2 separate regions of the Homo sapiens genome follow, and region 1 is linked to region 2. Evidence: chromatin loops called from intact Hi-C (ENCODE). Cell type or tissue: heart right ventricle. All regions are shown on one strand. Each heading gives the region's core, and the rest is flanking DNA. Links, peaks and the distances in the headings are about the cores only.

What was found. A loop is a pair of places that touch in the nucleus more often than their neighbours do. Peaks named below come from ENCODE experiments on the same cell type or tissue, not always from the same donor. Only the 100,000 strongest peaks of a DNase experiment are listed, where the experiment ranks them.
Region 1: it touches region 2 in a loop (2.1-fold over the local background); 6 of 110 quality-filtered maps call a loop at or near these places.

What each region holds. Positions count from the first base shown.
Region 1 is chr6:113,447,409-113,463,384 of GRCh38, reverse strand. No RefSeq gene overlaps it. Among named protein-coding and RNA genes, the nearest start is that of LINC02518, 22 kb to the right of the region's middle. In heart right ventricle, for the core only: no CTCF peak of the experiment used is centred there; no DNase peak of the experiment used is centred there; H3K27ac peaks cover 1,018 bases.
Region 2 is chr6:113,306,366-113,322,341 of GRCh38, reverse strand. No RefSeq gene overlaps it. Among named protein-coding and RNA genes, the nearest start is that of LINC02518, 120 kb to the left of the region's middle. In heart right ventricle, for the core only: no CTCF peak of the experiment used is centred there; no DNase peak of the experiment used is centred there; H3K27ac peaks cover 849 bases.

The DNA.
Region 1 (15,976 bases), core at 3,698-11,697, 140 kb before region 2:
TCTGACTGTTATGCACATGTCTGGTCTGCCTCTCCATATTGAAATCTTTGTAATTTATCTAGTGTATTAGTTTCCTAGGGCTGTCATAACAAAATACCACACATTGGCTGATTTGAACAACAGAAATTTATATTCTCACAATTCTGGAGGCTAGAAGTTCAAGATCAACGCATTGGCAGGTTTGTTTTTTTTTTCAGAGTCTCACTCTGTCACCCAGGCTGGAGTCCAGTGGCACGATCTCGGCTCACCGCAACCTCTCCCTCCCAGGTTCAAGCAATTTTCCTGCCACAGACTCGTGAGTAGCTAGGATTACAGGAGCGTGTCACCATGCCCGGCTAATTTTTTTTTTTTTTTTTTTAGTAGAGACAGGGTTTCTCCCTGTTGGCCAGGCTGGTCTTGAACTCCTGACCTCATGATCTTCCTGCCTCGGCTTCCCAAAGTGCTGGGACTACAGTCGTGAGCCACCATGCCCTGCTAGCAGTTTGTTTTTTTCCCGAGGCCTCTCTCCTTGGCTTGAAGATAGCCACCTTCTAACTGTGGCCTCACATGGTCATCCCTCTCAAGTGTGGTCTGTGTCCTAACCTCTTATTACAATGTTCTGTCATACGGCATTATGACCCACCCTAATGACCTCATTTTAATTTAGTTACTTCTTTCAAGACTCCATCTCCAAATACCAAATACAATCAGACTCTGAGGCACTGGGGGTTAGGGCTTTCACATATGAATTTTTGGGGGGACACAATTCAATCCATACCATTCAGTATGACATTCAAAAGTAAAACTGCATGTGAACACTTTATAAGAACTAAAGGAAAGGACATAAGCTGTAAAATGGGAGTAAAGGAATGGCACAGGGATGGTGTTAAAGGGGTGGGGTTAGGATGGTGGTTAAAGAGTTGGGCTAGAATTTTCCCTTGGTCTAATATAAAATGAAATGTAGAAATAGAGGCAACTCACTCATAAAACCAGGGCAATACTACAGCACGATCTTTTGATAAATATAAATAATTATAAGAGTATTCTGCTTCATTTGTGTGGACAATTAACTGTACACTATCACTTTTCAGTAATAAATAAGTGGTTAAATGGCAAGTTGTATTATATGCTTTTGTGTACTATGATTTGAAACTGAAAGAATTGAACACTGTAATATTATTTCTTATAACTATATGAAGGAGAATAGGCGCTCAATCCAAGATTGACGGAGTTTCTGTAAGCCCAGACAGTTTCTCACACTCCTAAAAAATAAAAATATTTTTATCAAAAACACACATCCTTTTGTTTTAAGGGCTGCTTACATGTCTGGTATCTGCACACCAGAAATGATGCATACTGGAGCTATACCTTTACCCCTGAACCCCCTGAACTTTGGATGGAAAAGTTCACAGATACAAAGCATGCAGAAGCAGGAAGCTCAAATTGCCTTTCTGCCCATCTTGATAGTTGCGGAGTGAATTTTTTTGTTTGGAAAGCTGAGATGATCACAGTGGGGCAACATGTTAACTTCATCACACTCATACAGCAAGAAAAAATGACTGCTGAACGAGATGAGGACAACTCTGACAAAGTCCATCTGAGAGTTAATTATAGGGAAAAAAACCTAGGATAGCATGAAACATATTAGCCAAATATTTTTTCCATAGCCGGAGTCCAAGAGAGTCACATGCTTTTTGTATTGGAAGAAGCGAAGAACTATGTCAGAGCAAGTCTTCATGGGGAATGAAGAGCAGGTCATGGTGATTTATAGTTGCATTGTCAAATTGCCTGACAATTTTTACTTTTGCTTGTTATCAGGGTTATGAGATAGTTCAGTTTCTAAGGAATGTCTGTGTTACTATAAGACATTTCAGACTTCAGACAAAAACCTTCCAGTGGCTACCCAAAGACCCATACCCAGAGAAAAGACCACTTGGTATCAAGACAAAATTTGGAAATAAGCTGAAATCACTTCATGTTTCCATATTAATGAGAAGAAGCAGCTGAACATTAACAAATGGAAGCATGAAAGGTGGCTGGTGAGACCACTAGGGGCTCTGCAGGGCCCAAACAATTTACTATTAAGTACAAGCTAATGAAGTGGTGCATTAGATTCTACCAGACATCAGTGATCCATAGGAAGCTAAGAGCGAGAAGTACTCTTTTTCTTTCCTCTTTATAATATGCCAGCTTACATTATAATGGTAATCAGTGATGGGGTTATTAAAGAGAGGTATTGTTAATTTCAGCATAAAGCAATATAACTGTAAGAAGTTGCTAAATTACTCATAAATATTTTGATTTTAACGTAGTTTTGTGTCTGAATAATATTGTCAAGAGCAGAGGGTTAAAGAACACAGGCTGTGGAGTCAAACAACCTGGGTTCACACTGTTCTCTACTTACCAGCCCTGGTATTGTGGGCAAGTTACTTACCCTTTCTGAGACTCAGTTCTCTCAGCTGTAAAGTGGGAGTAATGTAGCATTCCTCTCATTGTTGTAGTATGATGTTATGTTAAAAGAAAAACCTTAAACAAATTAAACTTAACAGAGTGTAATAGACCAAAGAACAATTCACGTATTGGGCAGTCCCCTGAACCAGAATGGGCTAAGAGGGCTCTGGAGCTGCCACATGGTCAAGTTGTATTTATGGACAATAAATGGAAATGAGGTACAGAAACTGCTGGATTGGCTACAGCTTGGGTTTTCCCTTATTGGCACATGATTTAATCAGTCGGCTGCCTGTGATTGGCCAAAACTCTGTGATGGGTACAAGAACAGGTTACAGTTTGTTAACATGTCCAGTTAGGTTGCAGTTCACTATGTACAGAGAAATTTTTAGGCTGAAGTTAAAATATGTAAGGAGCTTTCGGCTAAACTTGATTTAATAGTAATTTAGTGTTGTAAGCAAAGCAGATAGATTAAAATCGGTGTTAAAATGATAATGTTGCCCAAGGATTTCTAGTTTCTGCCTTTTCAGTAGCAGTTTTCTGGTACATATAAAATATTCTCTAATTGATGCAAATTGTGACATAGGTATGTTTTGGAAAACTACACATAGTCATGTAAAGAATTTTTCCTGGTCCCTAGGTCTGGATTTTGTCCTCCATTTTGTCCTAACCAGAAGCCTTAGCTAATAGCTGGGAGTTTGTAAAGGTGAACACTCAGTCACTGGGGCAGAGGGGTATATTTTGGCAGTGGAAATTCTTCAGCCCCTTGCAGCTGGCTCCCTGCAAGTCAATGTGGAAAAGGTGTGACCTCAAGGGTGTGTGGCATTAGGAGTTGATGAAACTGTAAGGTAGGCATGGGCCATCCCACTGAAATTTTAATAGCATTCATTGAAATTTAATGAATCGGCCATTCTTTGATAAGAAAATGGTGAGAATCTATTGCAGGGGAGAATTCAAGATTCACATAAAGACTTTAAAGGAATTTGGTGTTTAAGATGGGGATAGGATAAAAGTATTTCCCCCTAACATTAAAGCAATGCAAGGGAATTTCAGAAAACCTTCATTCTACAATCCCTGGGTCAGTGACCTCATCTCCTACCATGGAGGAGGACTCTTAGCTTTTGTAAGACTCATCTTAAATAATTAAGTAGTCTTTGTTTGATTACATTTTTGTGATGAGAAAGAAAGTTTTTACCTTTGATTGTGCCTTTTAAAAGCTCATCTGTTCAGCTAAATGGTTATTAATTATTAGTCTTTACGCTTGTTAATTATATCGGTTATTGGTGGTTATTATATTGTCTTAGTTTTTCTCATCCTCTTCCTCCTTTCTTATAGCCAAACCAAGAATTAACATTATCCTGGCATTTATGAGAAATATATAACTGGCAGTCCTCAGACTATATTAGGCAGCTATGGTCTCTTACGACATATTTCATGGATTTTAGACAAATAGATAAAGAAGAGTAAATTTTCTATTTTTGAAGTCCAAAACTTTAATTAGACGCTACAATCACCTTTTTAAGTTTAATTTTTTTTGGGGGGGGGGTTGGGGGAAAAAAACAAAAACTCACAAATAAATCTGTCTCTTTGACTTAACACCTTGGATTATTATTATTATTTTATTTTCATTTTTTGAGATGGAGTCTGGCTCTGTCACCCAGGCTGTAGTGCAGTGGTGTGATCTCAGTTCACTGCAACCTCCGCTTCCTGGGTTCAAGCAATTCTTCTGCCTCGGCCTCCCAAGTAGCTGGGATTACAGGCCCCCAGCACCACATTCACCCAATTTTTGTATTTTTAGTAGAGACGGGCTTTCACCATGTTGGCTAGGCTGGTCTTAAACTCTTGACCTTAAGTGATCTGCCCACCTTGGCCTCTCAAAGTGCTGGGATTACAGGCATGAGCCACTGTGCCTGGCCCACCCTGGATTATATTTTAACAATCCAAAAGTTTTCTCATATTTGACCCATGACCTGATTGAGCTATTTTTAAACAACTAGACATCTTTATTTCTGAATCTTTTTTTTTTTTTTTTTTAAAAAAGGTCAATTTTAATGGCTGTGTGTAAATGGACTAAAGCAGGGTTCACAAACTACAGTTCATTGGCCCAGTCTGGCATGCGTCTTGTTTGTGTTTGGTCTAAAAATTAAAAATAGCTTTTATCTTTTAAAGCATTCTAAGAAAAACAAGCAAACAAAGAACAATTGGCTACAGAGATTGTATGTAGTCCACACAGCCTAAAATATTTGCTCTCTGGCTTTTGACAGGAAAAGATTGCTGCCTCCTGAGCTGAGGGATTGATTACATATTATATTTTCTGTTAATTCCTCTTAATGCACTCTCTTCTCCCTGCCCCTGTCCAACTACCCACATCCTTTCCAGGTCTCATTGCTGTCTGATGATCCAGCCCCTTCCTGAACTACGGCTTGTGTTAACAAATAAACAAACACAATATATCACTACCCATAGAGAAAATCTGTGGTTTTCCTGGTTGTTTCATGGCTTATTACAGTAGCTTTTCAAATTCAATCTCTAACCTTTATGCTAATTAGAATTAACCTATCTTGAACTTGAATGGAATCTTGCTCTCTGGAGCCATAATTAATGCACAATGTTATTCAAGAATAATTCTCATTAGTGTGTGGTAAAGAAAAGCAAGAATACTGAAGTTTGAAATACTAGTTAGTCCTCAAAATACATAAACATGTGCTGGGAAGAAATCCTTCCATAGTGAGGAAGAAGACAAGACAGAAGCTCAGGAATTAACCGGTTATAGAAAAAGACTTTCGCTTTTAAAATGGAGATAAAGAAGGGTAATTCAGAGTGTTGGAATACTGTAATCTGCTATGTGTTTATTTTTTCCTTAAGTGGAAATGGACATGTGAATAACACAATTATCTTCCTGCAGGAAAACAGAAAACCAAGACCCAATTACTCTCTCTCTCTCTTTTTCTTTGTGACCAGTGGTAATTTACCCCTTACAGTCCAGAACATGGGCTCCTGCTGACACTCTGGCCCCAGATATCTGACCTTTGTTTGTATCATTTCATGCAGGAAAATTCCTTCGTTAACTGAAGAAAGGCAAACAGTCTAGTGCAAAGCAAACGCACCAATTAAAGATGGTATGATCTAGAGCAAGCCCAAGTTGTAACAAGTAAAAAAAAAAATAGGTCAGATTAATATTTTAAACTGTTATCAGACTCCTGCATGTCTGTGAGAGGCTTTCTTTTGAGTTTTTCTCTTGACATTTTCTGAGAATTTCCTTGGTTATTTTCAAAAACTAAAAATACTTGTATGAATGTAAACGATTAAGTAATAGGTTTTATTTATGAATGGGTTACATCTCAGTTCATTGCTTTTGCAATGCTGCTAACTGCCCAATTATGTTTCATTTTGACATCAGTCTTAATGTAGAAAATGAAGAAACAAAGAATGCAAGTAAAGTTTTTACATAGACAGGCAGAGTTTGGGCAGGTCCCTTAAAAATTCTCTTAGGACTTTGTGCAAATGTCCAGCCAACCACAAAGCCATTCCCGGAATATTTCCTCTTGTCCAGCTCTAGAGGATTCTTGGTTGTCACGTGGTCTTGGAGAAATGCACGGCCATGTTTCCTTACTAAGAGGCCCCTTTCCATGATGCTGGTTGTAGCCCTCCACTGACCTTTTGTGGCGGTGACACCCACTTCCTGGCTGCCAGCTAACATCATCCTCCATCCTTCTTTTAAGAAAACAAATCTCAGGGAATGGATAACCAACCAAAGGAAGTCAGGAAGAAAGCAGAAGATTGTAACAAAATAAAAACATAAATCAACCTTGGTAACTTCAGGGAGAAGACTATAAAAGATGCAGCTTCTGGTCTATCCCTTTCCTACCAGATAAAAGTTTTAGATATGAATGGATCTTGTTACAGAATGTGTGATTAGCAAATTAGCCATTCTTTTTCTTTAATACACATTGCCACAACAGAACTGGCAAAGCACTAGACCTGGAATTGGAGATCTGGATCTGAGCCATTCAGTGGTTGTTGAAATGATGTTCCATGTGTCTGAAGATGTGAGGAATTGTGTCTTTTTTCTCGTTTTCAAGTTCATCCTTCTCATCCTTTTACCACTATCTCTTCTAGGCCCCTTTGCTGCAGGTATTGGTGTGAGATTGGAAGTGTGGGAGTTGGAGGGAGGAGAAAAAGAAGCTGCACCATCCATGTATTGCCATATATTGTCCTGGAGCCACCCGTATCAGCACACGTGCACATGCACACAAGCACACACAAGCACAGCCTCTGGCAGCCCCTTCAGTATTATTGACCTATGACTGTGTTTAGAATAATGCCTGTGGCATAGAATGTTCTTTATGGTTTTTAGCTATTCTTATTATTGTTTTATGAACAAAAGTGTTCCAGCATCAGATTAATTTGGGAAGGCTTTCATTCCTATGAGATTTACAATAAAAGTGATAAAAAGTTTTTAATTAGAGAAATCTGTTTAACTTTAGTTATTCTAGCATTCCAAAACTGTTTATTTCGAAACTCACCAGATATTATCTTGTAAAAGTGAGGTCTGTAAAAGTATTTTAGAAAATGCTCACCTAGTCGGACATCTGGAGTTTCCAGACAGTATTGCCTGGTATTGTCTCTTTACTTGTTGTGTGACGTAAGTGGGCTTCCAAGCTTCAATGAATCCCCTTTTGGTTTCTCTATTACATTGTTATTGCTGTGGCAGACACACCTTAGGATGACCCCCTTGGAATACTAGTTAGTGATCCACGCCCTTGTATGATCCCCTCTCCTAACATGTCAACGTGTTTCTAAACAAAGGAATATGGCAAAGGCTGTGAGATGTCACCCCCTTGATTAGATGATGTTATGCTGTAAAGGTGATGGGTTGTCACTACCATGATTATGTTTCGTTATATGAGACTTCATCTTAGCCTATGTATTAGTTCATTTCCACACTGCTGATAAAGACATAGCAGAGACTGGGTAATTTTTAAAGAAAAGAGGTTTAATTGACTCACAGTTCCACATGGCTGAGGAGGCCCACAATGATGGTGGAAGGCAAGGAGGAACAAAGCGACATGTTACATGGTGGCAGGCAAACAGAGAAAATGAGAGCCAAGCAAATGGGAAAACTCTTTATATAAAAGCATCAGATCTCGTGAGATTTACTCACTACTATGAGAACAGTATGGGGGAAACTCCCCCTATGATTCAATTATCTCCCACTGGCTCCCTCTCACAACACGTGGGAATTATGGGAGCCACAGTTCAAGATGAGATTTGGGTAGAGACACAGCCAAACCATATCAGCAGATGAGAGTGAGAGAGACAGAGAGAAAGAGAGGAGAGAGATAGACAGATGGAAAGAGAGAGAGGCTCTGCTGCTGAGCTTAAAGCAAGCTGCTGTGAAGTGAATGGTGTGAAGAGAGAGGGCAACATGGCAGGATACTGTGGGCAGCTCAAAGGACCTGAGGACATTGGTGATACAGCAGCATGGAAATGAATTCTGTCAATGACCACCTGAGCTTGGAAGAGGACTTCAACTCTGGAAAGGAACACAGCTCATCTGACACTTGATTGTAGCCTTCTCAGATCCTGAGCAGAGGACCCAGCTAAGCCATCCCCAAGCTCCACACTCACAGAAACTGGGCTATAGTAAGTGTGTGTTGTATTTGGGAAGGCTCTCTTTTCTATTACGTTGTTTTGAGTTGCTACATTTGTGGTAATTTTCTATCATTGCATTAGAAAACTATTGCCTACTAAAAATCTATTCACCCTTTTTTTTTCATTACTAACAAAACCTAGATTTCATTCAGAATGCCAAGCTGACCAGAAAAAGGAGTTGTTTTCCTGAATCTTTTTGCTGAAAAGTAGACAAGGTGATACATTTCTAACCAATGAGTTCCAAGTGGAAATCTGATGAGAATTCTTGAAGACTTGCTTTCCTGAGAAGGTAGAAAGACACATTGGTTCTCTCTTTTTCTTCATTTTTTTCCCTCTGAATATGGACCTTAGGTAGGAAACTGAAGCCGCTATGCTATAAAGCAGACTCATAAAGTTGCCAGCCTTGTTGAGCCACTAAACTAACACCAGTCTTCACCTGCCTACATAGACCTTGTTACCTTGAACACGTAGGAAAGAGTGATTGATGCACACATCTGTATAACAGAAGACTATTTGTTATGATGACTACAAGGATGTGTAGAAGTCCTAGTATTATGTGCATGGATTTTAGAGGATTCAGCACCAACTATTGCTTTTCCCTCACCTGAATTCAGAATCTATTGAGAGACACACATATCCACAGAAGTCAGGCAGTTGGAGAGGAAAATAATCCCCTATTTGTTTAAGCTGCTGTGTGCTGGATTTTCTGCTATGAGAAGCTGAACATATTCTTTAATAGTTTACATACATGACTGTTGTAAAAATTAATGGAAAAATACAAAGCACCTGGAAAAATCCGTGTCACGATGGGCCAGCCATTCTCCTTTCATCTGTGTCCACGCACACACTTTTACTCTCTTGCTTCCCTGCTTTTTCACAGCACCCCCCATCAACCCTCTCTCTATCTTGCCCCATTTCCATTCCTTCCTTGACTTCTTCATGCAACAAATATTTATCTAGCACATGCTAATTCCCGATGCTGTGCTAGGTACTGAGGATACAAATGTAACCAGTGCATGCATATCTTCATCTTCATATTTCAGTCTTTGCCTCATTAGAATGAGGAGTTTAATGATGGATTAGCTGCCTACATTTTATTGTGATTGAGTTTCATTCGTGATGTCAATACATATTTGAATTTAATGATTCTTCATCTGACTTTTTATAAATACCTTCACTTGCAGATAAAGGAATTCCAGGCATTAGTAAGCAAGTGATGAAGGATGTGTGGGAGTTTAAAGGTACATGTGAAAGCAGGTGGCTGGCTATGGACAAAGGAAGTTATGTCCCTTTTTGCCGATAATTTCTGGAGCCTGGTATTTGTTTTCTGACAGTGTCTTCCTATCTCCCACCTACCTGGTCTCAGGTCATTCTCTCTCCTCTCTGTCAAGTGCACTCCAATTCTGCCCCTTTCCTCTTCTCTTCAGGCATCAAAATTTTGAAAAACATCGCTTATTATTTTGTGCACATTTAATTGTTCTTACTGCATAAAACTACTGTTGTATCATGCCCCTCTTCTCTGGGAATGCCACTATTATGGGTCCCCGTCTTATTTCTACCTTGTGAAATAAAGACTCAAATCAGGACATGTAGCAATAGAATTCATTTTCTTTATGAAGAAGATATTTCTGTGCCCTTAATTAATTATTCAATACATTTTCCATTTTCCATGCAGCCTATATGATTTGGTTTGGCCTATTTTAGACTACAAGCCAATTGAAGACAGAGTTTGATGCAATTCATATTGTGTTATGTTTGGGAAGTCAACAACTAGTGACAATTGGTGGCAGTGATGGGCTCTGTCTGAAGGTCATGAGAAGTAGGCCTAAGATCATTTAGGGTCTAACTAAAATATGCCTAGTTCTTCTTTCAAGTATTCTCTACAGAATGAAACAGAAGCAAACCCAGAGGAAATAAAGAATATTTTTAGTTTATTTCTGGTGAACTTAAGATACAGGAATTTGAATGGCCCTACCACTATCATCCTAAAACACATAGGAAAGAGTGACTGATGCACAGCATCTGTATAACATAAGACTATTTGTTATGATGACTACAAGAATGTGCAGGAGTTCCAGTATTATATGACTGGATGTTAGAGGATTCAGAACGAACTACCCCTTTTCACTTGCCTGAATTCAGAATCTATTAAGAGACATACACATCCACAAAAGTTAGGCAGATGGAGAGGAAAATGTTGCTGTTTTCACCAAGACTGTTGGGGAACCTGATGCTTGGTCTCTAAACAAGGTGGGCTTGCTAATATAGTCATGTGCCACATAATAATGTTTCAGTCGATGACAGACAGTGTATATACCATTGGTCCCATGAGATTCTAATGGAGCTGAAAAATTTCCATTGCTTTTGACATTGTAGCCATCATAAAGTCATAGTGCAATGCATTACTCCCATGTTTGTGCTGATATTGGTGTAAATAAACCTACTGCCTTGCCAATCTTATAAAGGTATATATAACACATACAATTATGTGCAGTCCATAATACTTGGTAATGATAATAAATGACTATGTTACTGGTTTATGTATTTACTAAACATATTTGTTATTGGTATTTTAGAGTATACTCCTTCTAGTTATTTTTTTTAAGTGTTAGCTATAAAACAGCCTCAGGCAGATCCTTCAGGAGGTGTTCCAGTAGGCATTGTTGTCATAGGAGATAACAGCTCCATGTATGCTATTGTTCCTGAAGACCTTCCAGTGGGACAAGATATGGATGTGGAAGACAATGATATTGATGATCCTGACCCTGTGTTGGCCAAGGCTAATGTGTGTGTTTGTGTCTTAGTTTTTAACAAAAATGTTTAAAAAGTACAGTTTTTTAAATGGAAAAAACTTTATACAATAAAGATATAAGGAAATAAAATTTTGTGCAGCTGTACAATGTGTTTGTGTTTTAAACTAAGTGCTTTGACAAAAGAATAAACAAATTTTAAAAATAAAAAAGTTTATAAAATAAAAAAGTTATAGTAAGCTAGGGTTAATTTATTATTGAAGAAAGAAAAATATTTTAAAATAAACTTAGTTTAGCCTAGGTGTACAATGTTTATAAAGTCTACAGTAGTGTACAGTAATGTCCTAGGCCTTCACATTAACTCACCACTCATTTGTTACCAAAACATCAGGGGTGCAGTCTAGGTTAGGTCCTGCTGCTCACCGCACAGAAAGCTAATCGCTGAGACAATGGATATCGCCAAGGAAGAAGACTTCAATTAAGTGCTACAGCCAAGGAGATGGAAGATCAGTCTCAAATCCACCTCTCTGGACCAGTAAAATTAGGGGTTATATAGCAGGGAAGAAATGTAATCCTGTGTGGGAAAACAGGAATTGGGGAGGGATAAGTAAGAGGAATTGGTCAATGGAAAGCAGGTGGTCAGTTAGGCAATCATGATGGGGGTGAGGGGTCTGACATCTCACTGTCCAAATGAAGTGATTTGGTGAGTTTCAACTCCTTGCTACTATCTGGGAGGTCTGATGGTTGGTTTCCAGAGAAAGGAACTCAGACAAAACAAGTATAATTTTCTCAAGTTTTAAAACTGGGTGGATCCATTTCTATGTTTAGTCCAGGAAACCATAAACGTCAGCTCTATGGGACAACTGGGTCAGTTTCACACTAACATTGACCCAGAGCAACTTCCAGTACTGCAAACTCCATTCATGGTAAGTGTCCTATATAAGCACACAAATTTTTATCTTTTATACCATATTTTTACTGTACCTTTTCTATGTTTAGATATGCTTATATACACAATTCTTCCCCATTATGTTACAATTGCCTAGAGAATTCAGGACGGTAACATGCTATACAGCTTGGTAGCCTAGGAGCAATAGGCTATCCCATATAGCCTAGATACATAGTAGGCTATACAACTAGGTTTCTGTAAGTACACTGATGTTTACTTATGTTTGTACAATAACGAAATCACCTAATGATGCACTCCTCAGAAAGTGTCGCTTTTGTTGAAAGACATATGATTGTACTTTAGAGACAATGGCAGCTCTGGCCAGCTGCAAGCCCTCCCATAGTGGGGGCCTAACCAGATGGTGCTCACAGTATAGAGGAACAGAGCAGGTTGCTCAACTCTGAAGGAAGAGCACACCGCTTGATTCCTTGTCTGCAATCCACCCACAGACCATTCACTCTTCCCTCCAAAGCAGGGGGTTGAACAGAGCTAGGTCTAGGGTGAAGGAGTTGAGGCAGAGTTGTGCAGGGTCACATTTTGTCTTTATTTAAAGTTTTGTTATTTTTTTCATCATATTTTTTTGCATTAATTTTGATTTTTAAAAAATGTTGTATTAGAAACATTATTTTTCTTGATTATTGAGTTTTTTGATGCCTCCTCAAATTTTGCACCTGAAGTGAATGCTTCACTTACCTCACCCTACCCCCAGCCCTGAGAACCAACTCAAAGGGTAACACTAACAAAAGCCCTTCCAGTTAGGAATATAAGTAGCAGGGGACATATACCTATCTGGCTGGATGTTTAGTAGCTTAATAAACCATACTTAATTAAAATTGTTCTAAGATACTTAAGTAGTTTGGGAAGCATTTCTCTTTTTAGTCATTGTGTTGTATCTCTCTTGTTAAAAAAACAAAAAGCAAGACAGGCGTCAGAGATGTTAGAAGGTGATGTAATATTCAGTGATGCTACCAAATAAGATTGGTTCTAATGATCCACAAAACAAAGTTCTTTAAAATAAACACTTGCTATGCCTTAAGATCCAGAAAATATTTGAATATATATATATATATATATATATATGTAAACATTATAAAAATGTAAATGCATGGTTGGATTTGTGGAATTTATGCATGAATGTATTCCACTTCAGTCCATATCCATCATAGGACGTTCTGTTCTTTTGACAAGTGTGTGCCTGCCTTTGGAATTCACAACACATTCCAGGAAAATCATATTCTAACTGGCTTGGTTGTTTACTTGGAAGAGAGCATATTTGCACCTCATTTTTCAACTCTTTAGTTTGTTTACATTGAAGCAAAACATTCTCACACAGGAAGAGACTAGATACTGTTTCTCAGTGGAGGGAGGCATTCTCTTTTCAGGGTCAGGAATTTCATGTCTGCAAAGCTAATTATAAGGAGATTGGAGACCAGTCCTTGAGGCTCCATGTCTGTGTCTCTGACCTTTGCCAAGGGCAAAGTGTTACCACAGACATGTCACAAGATATGCAAATGATACATTCTGACTTCAATAGCATTGTTAGCTTGTTTTCTGCTGCTGGTATAGAGATTCTCATCATAAGTCATTTTGGTGGATTTGAGACAGCTCTGTTCATAAAGTGAAATAGCCCAGTATCAAAATCCTTACCCAATTAATCGTGACATCTTAAATTCTCATAGCTACAGTTTTTTGAAATGGAAAACCTTTCACATTTGGACAAAATCTAAGCAAGTCATTGACCCAAGTTCATCAATTATACAATTCTGTAAGCTTTGATGATTCAAAAACATTATTTCAGGTCAACAGTTTGCTTGCCTCTAAACAAGATCTAATGGCATGGCTATTGGACCATGTTTAGTCAATTACAAAAGTTTAACAATTCAAAAGAATTATTCTAAGTCTATAGCTTTGTTTTGGGTGGCTTTCACTAACTAAACAGAGACTGTGCTGTCCAATGTGGTAGCCATTAGGCCCACGTGGCTATTGAGCACTTGAGACGTGACTTGGCTGAACTGAGATGTACTGTAAGCGTAAAATACACACGGGATTTTAAAGACTTAATTGAAACGATAAAATTTTGAACATAATAAGTTAAATTAAATGTGTTACTGAAATTTATTTTACCTGTTTCATTTTACTATGTTAAATGGTGCTACTAAAAAATTAAATATTGCATGTGTAGCTCACATTCTATTTCTGTTGGACAGTGCTGGTCTAGATGCTTGGGAAGTAAACACCTTGGAGAGAGACTCTGATATGATTTGTGCATTTATACTTCCTTTGATGTATTCCAGAAGCAGCATTAATTTACACAAAACCTCTCTGAGAAGCCTAGGACATGCCTCTTGCTAATACTTCAAGAAAAATAACTTCAAAGAGTATTGTCATCTTAAATATGATTCATAAGTCAGAGAAAACCTTGGGTTCATGCTTCAGAGGGTGAGACATTCAGGGTCAGCTGTTTCCCTTATTACTAACTCTTCCTCATGTCTAATTTAAAAGCAAAAAATCTTGGGGAGGGGAGTGGTTGTGAATTTGGGGGCTAGGTGCAGGTAGTCATTTTCACAGAGCATCTAGCATAGAGGAGGGCCTCAGCAAGTTTGCTAAATTGAAATCATGGAATACGAATTTAAATTAAAGCCTCATGGTGCCAAATTACTGCTGGCTTTATAGGGAGCCATGGTGCAATAGAACTAAAGTCCTTGTTGCAGTGACAATGATTCCTTTTTTACCATGGCACAGCCACAGAGTATGGGGTCACTGGGAAAAAAGCCAGGAAAAAGTAGTCTCAGAAATAAATAGTATAGGGAGGATTCTGAAAGATTAGAAAAGGTTAGAGGTCCAAATAATTGGGAAAGCATGCAAAATGTCTGTTGTTACCAGAGTTCTAAAGTGTTGGGAGGAAAAGATCCAAGCTGACGAACTCTGGGTTGACAGAAGAGAAATTCCCAGAGGTCAATGTAGGCACAATGTACCTAGTCCTGATGGACGTATAAGTGATGGTGCCATGGTTTCAGCCTCATGAAGCAAAGCTTGGCTCAACTACGGGCCTCTGATCCACTTTCTGCCTGGGTGATGACTGGTTCTGGGTTCTGTGTAGGTCTGAGCCTCCACGGGCCAATAGAAACTGACTTCACTTGATTGCAGATAGGATGAGAATAGTAGCTGAACTTAAATTCAGACAAACTTTGCATGGGTTTGGAGTTTTGCCGTATAAAATTTGAGCTAAGCTTCTTTAGTTGCTCAGTTGTGGTTCTGGATTGGAGGAAAAGGACCAGAAATGAGGGAATTCTATCCTCTTATGGCTTTTCGTACCACTAATTAAGACCTCAAAATTATCTTTTCTAACATTACTACAGCTACTAGGTGATCTAGATGTATAATTAAATACTCCTCTATTCTTTATGTTTTTTGTTCACTTTGAGGAACAGAAATAAAATAAACGTTTAGGCATATGGGAAGTTATATGAAAGGACTACCTGCTTCCACTGTAATAATCTATAAAATAAAAATTGGGAAGCTGTTGTCTCAAAAAGACTGTAATATATCAGACTTAAAAGCTGTTCTTTTTAGCCTTGATATTGTATAGATGATGCGCAGCAGCGTAAATAGTTTTATGTATCTGATCCTGTGCCTCAAATTGGGTTGAAATACTGGCTTTGGTGCCGTACTGATTTTGAAAAAAGTGGCAAAATTAACAGCTTAAGTAGTAACTGCTTAAGAGATGTGATTGCTCTGTTGCTCTGTGTGAGCCTTTGGGAACTTTTGTGCTATTACCGTTAGTGTGAAATCAAATTGGTGACCAATATGTAGTCTAACAGTTGCTCTGTGACCATCAGTAATAATTTAGTGATGGAGTTCAAATCATAAGTGAAAACATTTTTCCCCCTCCAAGAACGTGAACCATACCTTCTTTCTTAACTTCTGAGCAGACTTGGTCTGTCTTACAAGAAAGACCTGTCTTTACTAGAGATGTGACTCATTAAAATAGAAACAGCTCTCCAATATGACAATTTAACACTCTTCCTCAGTACTGGATTTACTTGGAAAATGTACATCTTCAAATTCTTGGTCATGGAACATCTGAACAAGCACAAACACTTCTACAACCCATAATTGTTAGTTTAGACCATTAAAAAAAAGTGCATTTTTTTTTGTGGATTAAAGACTTAGACCTCAGGCATTGAGTCCCTTA
Region 2 (15,976 bases), core at 2,786-10,785:
CTTGAGCCCCAAATCCAGCTATGAATGAATTTAGCTCCACCCATGAGCTTGTTAGTTATAGAGGTCAATACATTTCCACTTTCCATAATCTATTTTGAGTTAGGTTTTTTATAGCCAAAAAAATCCTAACTAATGTACATAGGAAAGAGTAATAGAAATACTCTGGCACTTATTCCACTGAATTATAACTGTGGATTCCCTTTTCCATTTTCAAACCTACTCCATATAAACCACCTTCTGCCCTTACTATGTTGTGAGCAACTTTATAGCAAGAAGTATATTCATTTAATTCCATATCCCCAGAAATTATCAAAATATATTACAGATATTTGGTACAGAAATAATATTTGTCGAATGAAAGAAAAAATAGGTTAAATGTTCTATTTGCCAGTGAGTTTTCTGAGCATGGAGAGGAATTAAGATGCTTGCCATTTTTATGACTGAGCTGTGTTCTCATCCTTTCTTCTTGGATATGTTTTTCTTTATAGTGTATTTTTTTGATCATTCTCATTTTAAGCAAACCTCTTGAAATTTTGTCCTTTAATTTTTATTTTTAGGGAATAGCCCCTTTCTCTTTGAGTTGTGTCACACAACCACCTGTTTTATTACTTATTCAGTTTTTTTGTCTTTGATTACATTATATAGTGTTTTTATTTAGTGGTTCCGAGTCATTCAGGCTGTTTTCTATAAGCATTTCCACCCACTTATGAGATCTCACATGAATTAACTTCCTGACACCTGGTAATAGATATTTACTATCCATTCTTTAATGTGCATCCAAGACTGTTTCTCTACCAAACCCAGAGCACAACTGAGCAATACTGTTTCCTACAACTCTTTCCACAGATTAGGAAAATAAACAGACAATCTGCCATTCTGCAGTCATTTAATTAGCAAAAATATATCAAATGGGCGTTGCATGTATGATTCTAAGCTAGGTGCTGTAAAGGATACAAAGATGAAAAGCACAGGGCTCTGTCCTTTGGGAACCATGGTGGAGGAGACCAAAGTAAACATACTGCAAGACAAAGTAAAAAAAAATGCTACTTAAGTGTGCAAGAACTCAATGAAAAAGAAATGAAAAAGGAGTGATTATATTTGACTTGGGACCCAGAGATGATTCAATCTGGACTGTGAATAATGGGTGATCGCTTTAAAGGTGGGGACATGGTGCCAGTGGAGGGAACAGTAAGAGTAAAGGTATGGAAGTCTCTGTCTTGATTCAATGTTCCATGTTTTTGGGGCACAAATATAGCTATTAGAATAAAATGCAGAGAGGGACATAGTGGGAAGTGAGATCAGAACAGGTAGAATATTAGTTTTTCTATTGCTGCTGTAACAAACAACGACAAACTGAGTGCCATGAAACAACAAAAATTTGTTATCTTACAGTTCTGTAGGTCAGAAATGTGATATTGGTCTTATTGAGCTAATATCAAGGTGCCAGCAGGGCTGTGCTTCCTTCTGGAACCTGGAGGGAGAGCCATTTCCCTGTCTTTTGTAGCTTCTTGAGGCCCCCTTTCCCTTCTTCCACCTTCAAATCTCTCTGACCACTTGTATTAGTCTGTTCTCACGCTGCTAATAAAGCATACCCAAAACTGGGTAATTTATAAAGGAAAGAGGTTTAATGGATTCACAGTTCAGCATGGCTGGGTAGGCCTCACAATCATGGCAGAAGGCAAATGAAGAGCAAAGTCACATTTTACATGGAGGCAGTCAAGAGAGCTTGTGCAGGAGAACTCTCATTTATAAAACCATCAGATTTCGTGAGACTTATTCACCATCATGAGAACAGTATGGGGGAAACTGCCCCCATGATTCAATTTTCTCCACCTAGCCCCACCCTTGACATGTGGGGATTATTGCAATTCAAGGTGAGATTTGGGTAGGGACACAGCCAAACCATATCACCACTCTTTCATTGTTGCATTTCCCTCTGATCAGAACAAGGAAAGGTCTTCACTTTTCATGTGATTAGACTGAGCCTACCTGGAAAATCCAGGATAATCCAGGATAATCCTCCCATCTCAAAATCCTTAATCATATCCACAAACTCCCTTTTTTCCATGTAAGGTGACATTCACAATTTCAAGAATTGTGAATTCTTGTAATCTAATTTCAAGAATTAGAAGATGGATGTCTTTGCAGGGGGTTGAGGGGGGCATTTCTCCACCTACCACAGGTGTTTGAAATCATAAAGAACTTTGCCACAATTGCTTCAACAATATATTTCAGGCTTGGTAATATGAAGTATTACTCTAAAAACAGTAAATGCAATTAAAACAGGTCAAAGCTGAGAGTTCAAAATAATCCAACCTAAATGTTATTGGAAGCTGTGAACCCATGGACAATCAAATTGTGTTTAAACACTTGCTCAATTCTTATATTCACCTCTGTATTTACTATGGCTCTTTGCAACCAAATCAATAAGCAAGATTTATAATTTGCACATTAATTTGAGTCTTTGTTTTCCTTTCAGCTAATGCCATTAGTGATATAGATGCCACACTGAGAATTTCTGAAGTAGGAAAAGAAAAGTTAATAATACATACTTCTTTTTCTTTTTCTTTTTTTTTTTTTTTTTTGAGACGGATTCTCGCTCTGTTGCCTAGGCTGGAGGGCAGTGGTGCAATCTTGGCTGACTACAAACTCTGCCTCCCTGGTTCAAGCAATTCTCCTGTCTCAGCCTCCCGAGTAGCTGGGACTACAGGCACGTGCCACCATGCCTGGATAAATTTTTTTTGTATTTTTAGTAGAGATGGGGTTTCACTGTGTTAGCTGGGTTGGTCTCGACCTCCTGAACTCGTGATCTGCCTGCCTAAGCCTCCAAAAGTGCTGGGATTACAGGCGTGAGCCACCACACCTGGCCAATAATACTTCTTTTTAAACATATAGGTACGAAAACTCTAGCAGACATAATGTTACTAAACATGTAATTTATCAAATAACTTCCACAAATACATGAACATTTTTGTTGAATTTAATTTGGTTTATTCATTCGGCCAAGTCACTTTTAAGCAAACAATTTTTAAGCAACGACAATATGCAAAGAATTTACATGCTTCTATTCTTTAATTAATTAGCTAAGCAGATATTTATCAAGAGCCTACTACATACCAGGCACTGTTTAACCACTCTGAATAAAGTAGGAAACAGAATAGGCAGAAGTCCCTGCCATCATATAATGGAGTGAATGGACAATGTACAAGAAAACTGAGCAAACTAAATAGTATTTCAGACTGTGATAAGTACAAAAGAAAAAAATCTAAAGTAGGGGAGGGCAATATAAAATATTAGGGGTGTTGAAATTTGATGGTGAAGTTCATGGAGAAAATGATTTTCAAATAAAGACCTACAGTAAATGGGTTGATCTTATGGCTCCAGTTTTCATGATAGAAATCTGAAGCTTAAATGCTCCAATTGACTGGTCCCAGTTCTCCTGGCCTCTGGGGTCTTTCCTCCCCCAGCTGCCACCCACTCTCAGGAACACCAGGAAGGGTGGCGGGCAAAGCAAACATGAGTCAGATGCAGACTCTCTCCTGAGGAGCTTCTGGGGCTGGGGAGGAAGGAAGGACACAGATCATTGTAATCGACGGTACAAAATGATTTGTAAAGCACCATGACGGATCAGCGGGAACTGAGAAGTGCTTAAACAGGAGTTCTGTTTATCACCAAGAATGGCAAAGAGCCAGAAAAGCATTCAATCTATAGAATTCTCAAAACAGTTCTTCAGAAAACAAGCTGTTCACAGCTGCCTTTTGATTTTTTCTTTCTGTTCCTGTGACATGAAGCAAAAACCCAAAGCAAATGAGAGAAAAGACAAGTTTCCATGTAGCATCTTGTAATACCTGCATTATTTGAAGCTTGTGAGTGAAGAAGGGTCAGGGTTTTGGCTACTTTTGGTTAGCGTTCCTCCAAACACAGCAGGCTCCACACTTACGCTGGCAGCCAGAAGCTGCCATTTGGAAACACAGAGGCCTTGTCTGGCATCTTATTCCTTATGTGCTTGCCTGTCAGTCAGCATTCAGCCACCTGTGTTCTTTCTATTATGTTTTTGTTCCTTGTAATAAAGTAGATTTTCTTTCTTTGAGAATGAGCATAAAGATACACAGAAAATAAAACCAGGTGCCTCTTCGCAAGGCTCCAGCAAGCAAGCACACAGATGAGGCATCTCAGCCTCTCCTGTAGGTTTCCCGAGAGGAAAATGCTGCCGCTGACATGAATAGCAGAGGCCAGACAATGATTCTTAGAGAAGATAAACAGCCTGTGATTCCCTCCTGACGGCTCCCGCTCCTTTCCTCGATGACTGATCCTGGAGCAAAAGGTCACGGGGATAATTCTGCACCTGCAGCCTGGGAGGACCATACTCAGTCCTCAAAAAGAGCTCTCCCATAATGGATGCTAATTATTATTGAGTCAAATGCATCCTTTCATTGAGGGGCAGGTGGGAGACTCTGTCACTGTCAAGGCCATTATATCAAGAGCAAGTTTAGAATTCTTTGCACAGATGTGCCTGTGCCCAAGAAGTCCCAAGTGTTGTATGTAGGTGGTTCATAAAGAATATATAATCAAAAATTTCTTCAATTCTATAATGACATGTTTGGACTCAGGTGAATGACAAATGCTACCCAGCACCCAAGGCCAGAATATTGAGTGGAGGAGCATGATTTATTCATAAGAGCTTGAACTCTACTGCTGGGCCTTGGGTTTCATGTGAGAGTTTGCCTCCAGCCATCTGCACTCTGAGCAAGGTTAGCAACAGCTATCGGGACCTTAGAACCCTCTGGGAATTTGCTTCTATGGATATTCATCTGCTTTCTGGTGACTTTTATGAGAGGATAGATCCAGCGAGGAAAATGAAGAGAAGGGAGAAAATGAAAGAAAATGCATCCAGCTCTAGGTAGAGCATGACTGGATTTAGCTGAATGCCAGAGTGTATATGGGGACTTTCACTTGATATTAACCACCCTTTGTTTAGGAGAAGAATTTTAAAAATGTTATTTTTTCTTGCTTTAATCCATCATTTCTACTTTTCTCCCTATAGATAATAAATTTAATGGTTTTTAAAGATTTCTCATATATCAAAATACCATTGCAGAAGTGTACAGTGATACATGGTATTCACATTTACAATTTTATTCTGAATTTTGATTGTTGTATTTGTAAAAACACAACTCTACCCCTTAAACTAACCATTGATTGGAGAAAAAAAGGCCTACATATTCACTTATTTATCAAGAACTATTATATTCAGACTATTTTCTGGACATTTATTCTGGGCTCTGACACAAAGATAGGGAAGGCCTTATCCTTCTCATTATTTTTACTACAGTACTTTAAAGATGCTGCCCCACTATTTTCTAATTCGTATTATTTCTAATGAGAGCTCTAATGCCATCCTTATATTTATATATTGGCAAGTAATATGTCTTTTTTTCTCTGGCTGCATTAAAAACTTTTCTCTTTATTACAGTCTATAGGCAATTTAATTTATGTTAGGCCTTCCACGTAAATGTCTTCAAGTTCTTTGTGTTTGAGTTCATTGAGCTTTTTGGATCATTTTCATTTAATTTAGAAATTTTTTATTCATAATTCTTCAATTATATTTCTTTCCTCTTTTTTCAACCCAGGGACTACAAACCACATACATGCTCAAAGTTGGGTTGCAGTTTGCTGATGGTGTATTCATATTTTTTTTACTCTCTTTTCTCTCTATATTTTACTTTTTGATCATTTACATTGCTAGGACTTTAAATTCACTAATATTTTTTTCTAGTGTTTAACCCATTGTTAATCTCATTCTTTAGATATTGTTTTTAGCTCTAGAAGTCCTATTTGTCTTTTTAATACTTCCACATCTCTTTTAACATGTTCATGCTTTCCTCTACCTTTTTGAGTATATGGACTGTAATTATAACTGTTTTTATGTCCTTATCTACTAATTTTATCACGTGTAATTTCTGGATCTGTTTCTACTAGTTAATTTTTCTCATTACAGTCTTTTGTGAATAAGGAATATTTCTTTAAATATCCTTGAGTTCTGCTTTAGGATGTAGTTAAATTACTCGGAAAGATTTTGATCCTTCCAAGGCTTGGTTTTTTGCTTTGTTAGATGTACATGACCGCTCTTTGAGTTAGGGCTAATTTGGCTTCACTAGTGAGGCAATACGTTTCTGAGTACTCTATTAGTGCCCTTTGTATTACAAAAATATTTCACTCTGGCAAGTGTGACATGAACTACTTCTGGTCTTGGGTAATCTCCAGAAATTGTTCCAATTGCTTCAGCGTTTTTTTCCCTAAGACTGCAGTCATTTGCTCACAATCATGTGCTGACAGGTTTTAGCTGAAGACTTAAGGAAAACTCTATGTCTTCAGAACTCTCTCTCCTTTCTGGCCCTCCATCTTGGGAATTCTAGCCACCTTGACCTCTCCAAATCCTCCACTCTGTGCTTTCAATTCTGAACCTGCTTCTGAATTATCTGGGGTATCTATTAAATTGGAGATTCTGAAGCCATGTACACTACCTGAATCATAATTTCTGAAGATTAGGCCCAGAATTCACCAGGTTCATAAGTTCCCAATAAAGCTACTGACTTATGAGAACCACAGCCCTGATGAAACCTTTCTGAAAGTTTGTCAGTTGCCAAATCCAACAGCCTTCTCTGGGCTTCAGCCTCCTTAACTTTGCCCGAGATACAGCATCTTGATGCTCTCCTTTTGGATGTCCTAGTACTATAATGTAAAAAACAGGAATTTACTGGTTATCTGAGCTCAATAGTCATTCACATACTGTCAAAGACAGAAAGAACTTGGCCTGGGGCTTAAGAGACTCAAATCCTAGACTGAGCAGTACTATTGACTTGCTCTAGGATACTGCGTGACACTGCAACACTGTTTCCCCCATCTGCCAAGTGAACATTAGTAATTTAATCCACCTTAGGAGGTGGCTATAATGATCAAATGAAAATAGATATAAATGCATATACATAGTGTAAAGATCTCTCAGCTTTTCTTACATGTGTTTCATTTCTTTGTCCTTTGCTCATGCATTCCAACAATATCCCTCAGGGAGATATTCCAGCTTATTCATTCTATCTTCTGCTATTCCCAATGTACCACTCAGCACATTTATTGAATTGCTTTTATTTTTAACTTCTGTGAGCATGTTTTTCCAAGATCTCTGCTTCTTTTTCATGAAATCCTTTTCTTGTCTTATAAATGCGCTGTCACCTAAAACCTCTCTGAGATAGAAATTGTACCTGTATGTTAGTTGTCTTCTGTTTGTTCTTCTCACTCCACTGCATTGGGCATTCTGTTATTTGGTGAATGTGGGGCCTCTTTTTTCTGGTGCTTTTACTCAAATCCTCAGTGATTGTTGATGGTTCATATTTGCATATGATAATCAATGTTTAATTGTTTGTGAACATATGTTCTGATTAAAGTAGCCTTCTCTGAAAATTGTATGGAAGGACAAGAATGTGGTTTGCCAGCTTTTGAAGATTCTTTCAGAGTGTGGGAGCTCTCTGCTAATTCAATAGTCTTAAATTAGTTGGGGTACTTTCCTACTTTTCAAAGCCTAATATTTATTGTGGGAGCCTTTTATGGCAAAAATACACACTTCAGGAAGTAACGTAGTTATGGCTTTAGCATGCGCAAGCTGAAGTCCATTGCCCCTCTTTCTCTCTCTTTCTTTTTTCTTTCTTTCTTTCTTTCTTTTTCTTTCTTTCTTTCTTTCTTTCTTTCTTTCTTTCTTTCTTTCTTTCTTTCCTTCTTTCTTTCTTTCTCTTCTTCCTCTTCTTCTTCTTCTTCTTCTTCTTCCTCTTCCTCTTCTTCTTCTTCTTCTTCCTCTTTTCTCTCCCTCTCTGTCTCTCTCTTTCTTTCTCCAGTTTCCTTATGGAGGGTGAAGATTTTTTTAGGCCTTACTCTGTTTTTCTCACACTACTCCCATCAGTAGTGTGAAGAACCTTATCTTTGAAGATCACTCACGTTATTAAAGACCTGGGTTTTCTTTGGAGATAGTTTTAAAAAAGAATATTTGGGAGACTCATAGCTACTGCCTGTTGTTTAACATAAGTGGGCACAAGAGGGGTGAAATTGGCCTGGTTAATCAAAATGTGGTACTTCAGTTACCCTGACTATTTCCTAAGCTCCTCTTGATTTTTGATTCCGAGTTTTGATTATAAGTGAAATTGCTTTTAAAAGTAATTTTCTCATCTGTGTGTTTTGGCTGTTGTTTTCTCTGCTTTTGTTTCTCTGACATTCTGACTCCATCTGCTTCCTATCTTTCAGGAATTCCTCAAAATTTCCCAGGAGCTGGTGGTATTCTTTCTGTTTGTAACTGCTGTTCTGGATTTGTTCCTCTAAAAAATTTAAGTAGTAGACTGGGTGTGGTGGCTCATGCCTGTAATCTCAGCACTTTGGGAGGCCAAGGCAGGAGGATCTCTGGAGCCCAGCAGTTTGAGACCAGCCTGGACAACATGACAAAACCCCATCTCTACAAAAAAAAATACGAAAATTAACTGAGCATGGTTGCACACACCTGTAGTTCCAGCTACTCGGGAGGCTGAGGTAGGAGGATCACTCAAGCCCAGTAGGTTGAAGATGCAGTGAGCCCTGATAGCACCACGGCACTCTAGCCTGACCAACAGAGCAGGACCCTGTCTCAAAAAGGAAAATAAAAATAAATTAGGTAGTAGGAAAGATGGATGTATGTGCTCTGTCCTCATGTTAATATAATCTTTACCCTAGTACCTCTAATTTTAATAATCAAAGGGGAAAAAAGTTAAATGATCTAAATAAATTCTTGGAGAATAGTTTTCTAAATGTATTCTCAAATTTCGAATGTGTGCTTATTTAGAACCTGTGACTCCCTTTATGCAGTTGCCTTATAGATTGTCTCTTATCCAATCTCATAATTAATTAGTAAATTGCAAAAGTTGATTAAAACAAGGAATCATAAATATCATAAAAATGATTATAATAATGATACATACATACATGTTCTTTCAATGTGTTTGTGTATATATGTGTATATGTATGTGTGTGTGTGTATAGATATATATTCTTGTGTCAATCTTTTGATTAGAGGCCATTATTTTGGGATGCAGATACCTTGTTTATAATTATAATTCACCTGAATTACATAGAACATGTCCGTTGAGACATAGTCTGTGTTTTCCAGTTTTGGTTACTCTCAAGTGGACAGGAATGTAAAGCCATCTGAGTGGAGAATTCTTCTGCATCTTTATTATTTACATCCTTTTGTCCCAATCATTCACAGTTGCCTAGTCCACACCTCTTTTGCAATAATCATTTAACAATTCTCCTTTTTGCAATACTTCAAAAACAGTTTTTATTGAAACAACCCCCTCTTTTCACTCCCATTTCATTTGTTTATGTAATATTTAAACTGTATAGTTACAGTAAGTACAGTGGGCATAAACACTTTGGGAACTAAGATACCTAATGCTTATAAGAATACAGTTTGGGCCAGGCACGGTGGCTCACGCCTGTAATCCCAGCACTTGGGAGGCTGAGGCGGGTGGATCACGAGGTCAAAAGATTGAGACCATCCTGGTCAACATGGTGAAACCAAGTCTCTACTAAAAATACAAAAATTAGCTGGGCATGGTGTCGCATGCCTGTAGTCCCAACTACTCAGGAGGCTGAGGCAGGAGAATCACGTGAACCTGAGAGGCAGAGGTTGTAGTAAGCAGAGATCGTGCCACTGCACTCCAGCCTGGTGACAGAGCGAGACTCCTTCTCAGAAAAAAAAAGAAAGAAAGAAAAAAGAAAGAAAGAAAGAAAGAAAGAAAGAAAGAAAGAAAGAAAGAAAGAAAGAAAGAAGAAAGAAAGAGAAAGAAAGAAAGAAAGAAAGAAAGAAAGAAAGAAAGAAAGAAAGAAAGAAAGAAAGAAAGAAAAAGAAAAGAAAGAAAGAAAGAGAAAATACAATTTGGCTGGTGGATACAAAAATGCAAGAGCAAGTGAGATTTCAGCTGTGAGTGTTTAGAGACTGTGAGCATCAGGCTATGTTTAAAGTGGGAAGAGAGCTCTGTTTGATTTGACAATTATGTTAAGTGAACACTGGTTTAAAAGGCTTTAGTATAAATAGGTCATTGTCATTTATTCTACACAATAATTCTAGGCATTCTATCAGATTCCCAGGATATAGAGATTGACATGATGAATAATAACAGTTAAGACACACACACACATAATAAGATACAATAAAAAGCTCGCACAGGTTTGTGTATGTACTTATCATAAACAGGAAACCATAAATAATGGGAAAAAACTAGTCGTTTAGAAAATGACCTTGGGAAAATTGATTCACTATATGGAGAAAAAATAAAACTGGATTCCTACCTATTTCCACATACAATGGTAGAGTCCAGATGAATTAAATACCAAAACATGAAAGACAAATCTGGAAGTTGGTAAAATAAAAATATAAGAGAATATCTTTTTGATTAAGAGATGAGGTGGGGAAGAACTTTGTAAACAAAGCTTCAAAAAGTACAAACTATAAGGTAAACTTGATTGTTTCACATCAAAATAAGTATTTCTGTTCAATAAGGGATTTAATGGATTAGGTAATGGACATGTGGCAAAATGGGAGAATATATTTCAAATGTCTAACTCTGGAAACTTCTTCATGTATAAGGAACACAAGGAACTCCTGAAAATCATCAACATTAACAAAAAACAGCAATCCAATAAGAATGCACAATGATACAGAAAAGAAGAACCCCCAAAAGCCTGAGAAGTATGTAAAGTGATTCTTAAATATATCAGTAATCAGAGAAATGCAAAATAAAAAACAAAATACCATTTTACATGGCTAGACAGCTAAAAATTTGGAAGGTAAGTAATGCCAAATGTTGGTAAGGACATTGGCATATTGATATTCTCATATGCTTATGGTAGGAGAGGAGATAGGTTCAGCTATTTTGGAGAGTATTTTTGCACTGCTTAGTCAAATTAAACATGTGAGTTTCCTGTGACCCAGCAATACAGCTTTTAAGAGATAGTTACATTTATACACACTTATACACACATGTATGTACATATAATATATGTATACATAAAAACATACATTATACACATATGTGTATGTATTTATAATATATATAAATATTGTACACACACACAAATTCTCACAATCTAAAGGGAATTGTAAATGAATGCTTGTTATTTAGTTATGTGGTGATGGGAATTTGGAACCACTAAAATGTCCTTGTGAGAATAAATAGGAAAATTGTGGCAGCTGTATTAAAGAGAACATTATGCTCCAGCTAGATGCAATTGATTAAATATATACATGGCACCATGAAGGGATCTTAAAAATATAGTATTGAATAAGCAAATCAAAATACAGAATATGTTTAGTTAACAAATTAAAACACAGACTATGCATAACACCTTTAATAAAAAAGTTAAATACCTGCATGTGAAACAAAACAATTTACAAGGACATGTATGAATATGACGGTACACATGAACACATTACTCAGGTTGCCTATGGGATAACAGAGAGAAATTGGAGTGTATATAGAGATAAAAGGGTTTAAGTAAGTGAGTAAACAAATTAGTACTAGGTGTTGGATGGTTTTGTGAGAACAAAGTGAGATAATATGCAATGAATTCAGAAGTAAAATTAACTTAGCCCTCCTCACATGAGGCCCCAAATATTTAGAAGAAAAGAAGCCTCAATAAAACATCCGTTCTCTGAGAACTCATCAGATGACTAAGTATTCAAAATAACAGAAGGTAGCAAGTGCAGCGTGCTAATGGAGAACTTGGGAGAAATACCTCATGTCTGGAAAACTCCCTGGAAGGGTTGACACATAATTCTGAAAGATGAATGTGAATTAACCAGGTGAAATGAATGGAAAGTAACATAAAAGAAAGAAAACTGGGATTTTTTAAGTAAGAAAGAATTTTTATAACATAATATGGTTTAATTTATGGATTATAGTCATATAAATTAGTTTAGTAGAGATTTTGTCCTGATCTTAGATATCAACATTAGAATGTATTTGCTGAGCATTTCTTATGCGAAATGATGTTTGAAATTCTAAAATATTTGTGGGAAATTCAGATAATCCTATGTGGCTGTAGTCACTATATCAGCTAGAAATTGCATTTGGCTGCAAGAGGTCTGTAAAACAGTGGGCTAAACAATGTAGAGATTTATTCCTCTTTCACACAGAGGAAATGTAGAAGCACACTGTTCAGGGCTGCTGTGTCATATCACTATAATGGTTAGTTTTATGTGTCCACTTGACTAGGTCATGGATGGCCTTGATATTTGGTCAAACATTATTCTGGGTGTGCTATGAGGGTGTTTGTGATGAGATTAACATTTAAATTGGTAGACTGAGTAAAGCAGATTGTCCTCCCTAAAGTTTCTGGGCCTTAGTCAATCAGTTGAAGGTCTGAATAGAACCAAAAGGCTAAATAAGAGAGAAATTCCTGCTGCCTGATTGCCTCCAAACAGGGACATCAGTCTTCTCCTCTCTTTCCACTTAAACTGAAACATCAGTTCTTCCTGGGACTTGAGCCTACTGGACTTCAGACTGGAACTACACAATTGGCTCTCCTGGACCCCCAGCTTGTTGATTGCCCATCTTGGGACTTGTCAGCCCTCATACCCTCATGAGACAATTGTTTATAGTAAATCTCCTTCTCTCTCTCTCTCTCTCTTTCTCTCTTTATTCTCCCTTCCTTCCCCTCCCCTTTTGTTCCCTCCTCTCCCCTTCTCCTTCGCTCCCCCCTCTCTCCCTCATTCTCTCTCTCTCCCTCTCTTTTGAATGCTGGTTTTTATCATGGAACTCCAGCCCTCAATTTTTTGTTCCAAGCAACAAGCTGAAGAAAGATGGAAGGGCTGACATCTGGCCAAATCAGCTCACTGTACACCTTCTACTACAACTTACTGGCCAGATCTTCGTCATGTGGCCTCTTTATCTGAAAAGAAAGCTGGGAAATGCAGTTTCTCAGTTAGATACACTGCCATTCCCACACCCAACAGAAAACAGAGTTCTGCTCAGGAAGAAGTAAAGATTGAACATGGGATAGACATCTTTCAGTCTTTGTCATAGCAACTAATGCCTTTTGGCACATAGTAAACATTCCATAAATATCAGTTGAATCAAAAATTTTAAATTTTCATAAAATTATGCATTTCTCATAGAATTGTAAAGAAACAAAATATTGAGCTCTGAGTTCTATTACTCTTCTCTGTTCACAAATTCATGTAGAACATAAATTCTAAAGAAATGTTGAATGACTTTTAAGTGCCGAGAATTTTTCAAATTATGTTAATGAATTATTGTAGAATAATCTTAGACAGCAACAGATAAAATTTTATCAGACAGATAATAATCATATAAATACATAAATTATTTAAATGTAAATCAATTTTTCTAAATTGTTCTAGCATATTTGAAGAGTTATCTATTTTTAATAAGTTCAAACATTCCTCTTTGGTCTTATGATATTATTAATCTAAGAAAAATGTTCTTTATTGGAAGTAAAACCTAAATTTCAGCCAGGGCTCTGAGTAATCATAAAATATAAATGGATGAATGCTATCTCATGGAAATTTTGCCTAACTAGATAGACTCATTCTTACCCTAAAATGTAAAATATATATATTTCAGGCATTTAAAATATAACATATGCTTTCAGTATTAATTGGTGATTAATTATGTTGAATATTTTAAGTTTTTTATTTTTTTCAGTTTTTTCTGAGCAAGACAGAATAGCAGAGCTTAATGATATGCATCTTGATATTCTGTGCTCAGAGAAAAAATGAGTCAATCCAGTAATTCATTTGTCATATTGATACATTAGAAGTCAGTTATACTTAAACACACACACAGACACACACACACATACAGCTCTTAGTGACATCAGGTTAAAAGCAAAAATGATCAAGCTATGCTCATTCATGGAAAAGAGATAACTCAATCACTGCAAAAATGACACTTTCTGATTTTGAAAAGTTCGCAGGTGGGTTGTCTCTGCTTCTTCCCTGAGAGAGTTCCCAGTGCGAGTGATGCACATTGCTGGTGCTACAGGTGCCAGTAGAAGGATCTCCAGGGCAGTAGAATCCCATGGCAACACGGCAGATAAAAATGACTCAGCCCTCTGCTGCCAAAGGTCTTTGCCAGTGTGTGAAGAGCAAGGATCTCAGTTGTAATTCAGTCCTTGGTATTAATAGAGGGGAATTGTGTTGTTCATCAGTAAATGCTGTTCATTCATCCTGCATATTCATTGGTCCGTATTCTTTTTCCCTATTTAACCAACCATTGCCATCCTTTACTATCCATCCCACAGTGAGTCTGAAAATCTGTGGTGTAAGAACTAGTCATTGCAATTAGATTATTGCTATGATCACATAATATGGCATGTCATACTTCAGAAAGAAGTGATAGAGTTACATAAAAAGTTCTTAATTTCTCAGATTTTGGCGGAACAACTTTCTGATTTAAACATCGAACATACCCATTAACTCATATATGGGTGCAGCACACCAACATGGCACATGTATACATATGTAACAAACCTGCAGGTTGTGCACATGTACCCTAAAACTTAAAGTATAATAAATAAATAAATAAATAAATAAACATCAAACATAAAATATAGATATTATCTTTTGAAAACAATAGGAAATGTATTTTTCTACCTTGTAATGCATTTCACATTGGTGATAATATTTGACTCTATGTAAAATGCCAGTGTTTCAGCTTGGATTACTTTGGTTCAAATCTTGGACTTTATTTATAAAACAGCATATGTTAATAGTACTCCCTTTGTCGCTATTGCTCCTTTTGATGCCCTTGTCATCAATTGGCATGACCAATGCTACCTTTAAGTGACAAAATTGAACCAAATGCTCAGTACCTTACCATTCTGTAATTCAGATCAATATGATGACACTATTTTTGATAGTAGCTCTAAACATATTTTGTAACAGAAACCCGATTTGAGATAATAAAACAAATGTAACAAAACTACTATCTAGTATTTTCTTTCACCATTTTGTCCTGAATTTTGAACATGAAATGATAACCAAAATTAAACTTCGTGAGTCAATTTGGCTAAAGTTTAGAGCAAAGTTTCAGGGTTTCCTATTATTTTTTTCATGAGAAAGTGACATATTTTCCACACCACTCTCATATCAATATCTTAGCAAAGGAGGTAAAATTTAGTGTTGCCCTTCACAGAGTCAAGTTCGACAAGGGAGTATATGAATGGAAATGGAAGAGACTCATATAGAGAAGTTGAAACATATTTTTGCCAAATAATATCCCTGACAACTGGGCTTTTAAGCTGTAAGATTTTTCACTGCCTCCTTTGGGATCCTCCATAACCAATATATGACTTGGCCATGTGAGTATTCCAGGCCTGAGGATCGACCCCAAAATATTTACCTTGCAGTTGATCACTCAAAACAGCTATGTTGAAGAATCACTACTTAACCTTACTTAAACAGTGAATCATTTCGGATTCTCGTCATGCAGTTAAGTCAGGTGAAATTAGAACAATAGCTCTGTTCACACTTGGGGTGCCTATTATTTCTTGCACTGCCCTCTGCTGGCAGGCTTCGTTCACCCAGTCTCACAGGTATGGCTGGTTGCTCCTTTGTCAAGGTCAGTTGAGCCAGCCTCTACTCAAAGCTGTTAAAAAGTCTCCTCTGAATTAGTGTCCTCATTCAATAGCTCATTCTCTTGAGTAGTGGTTCTCAAAGTGTGGTCCCCAGATTAGCAGCATCAGCACCACCTGCAACTTGTTAGAAATGCACATTTTGGGGCCCACCACAGACCCTCTGCATCATGAATTTTGGAGGTGAGGAGCAGGAATCTCAATCTTGTTGTAATAAGCCCTTCACATGGTTCTGATGCCCACTAACTTTATAGAACTGTTGTTGTCTTGTGGCCAGTGGTTAGAATTCTTCAGAAACATCCCT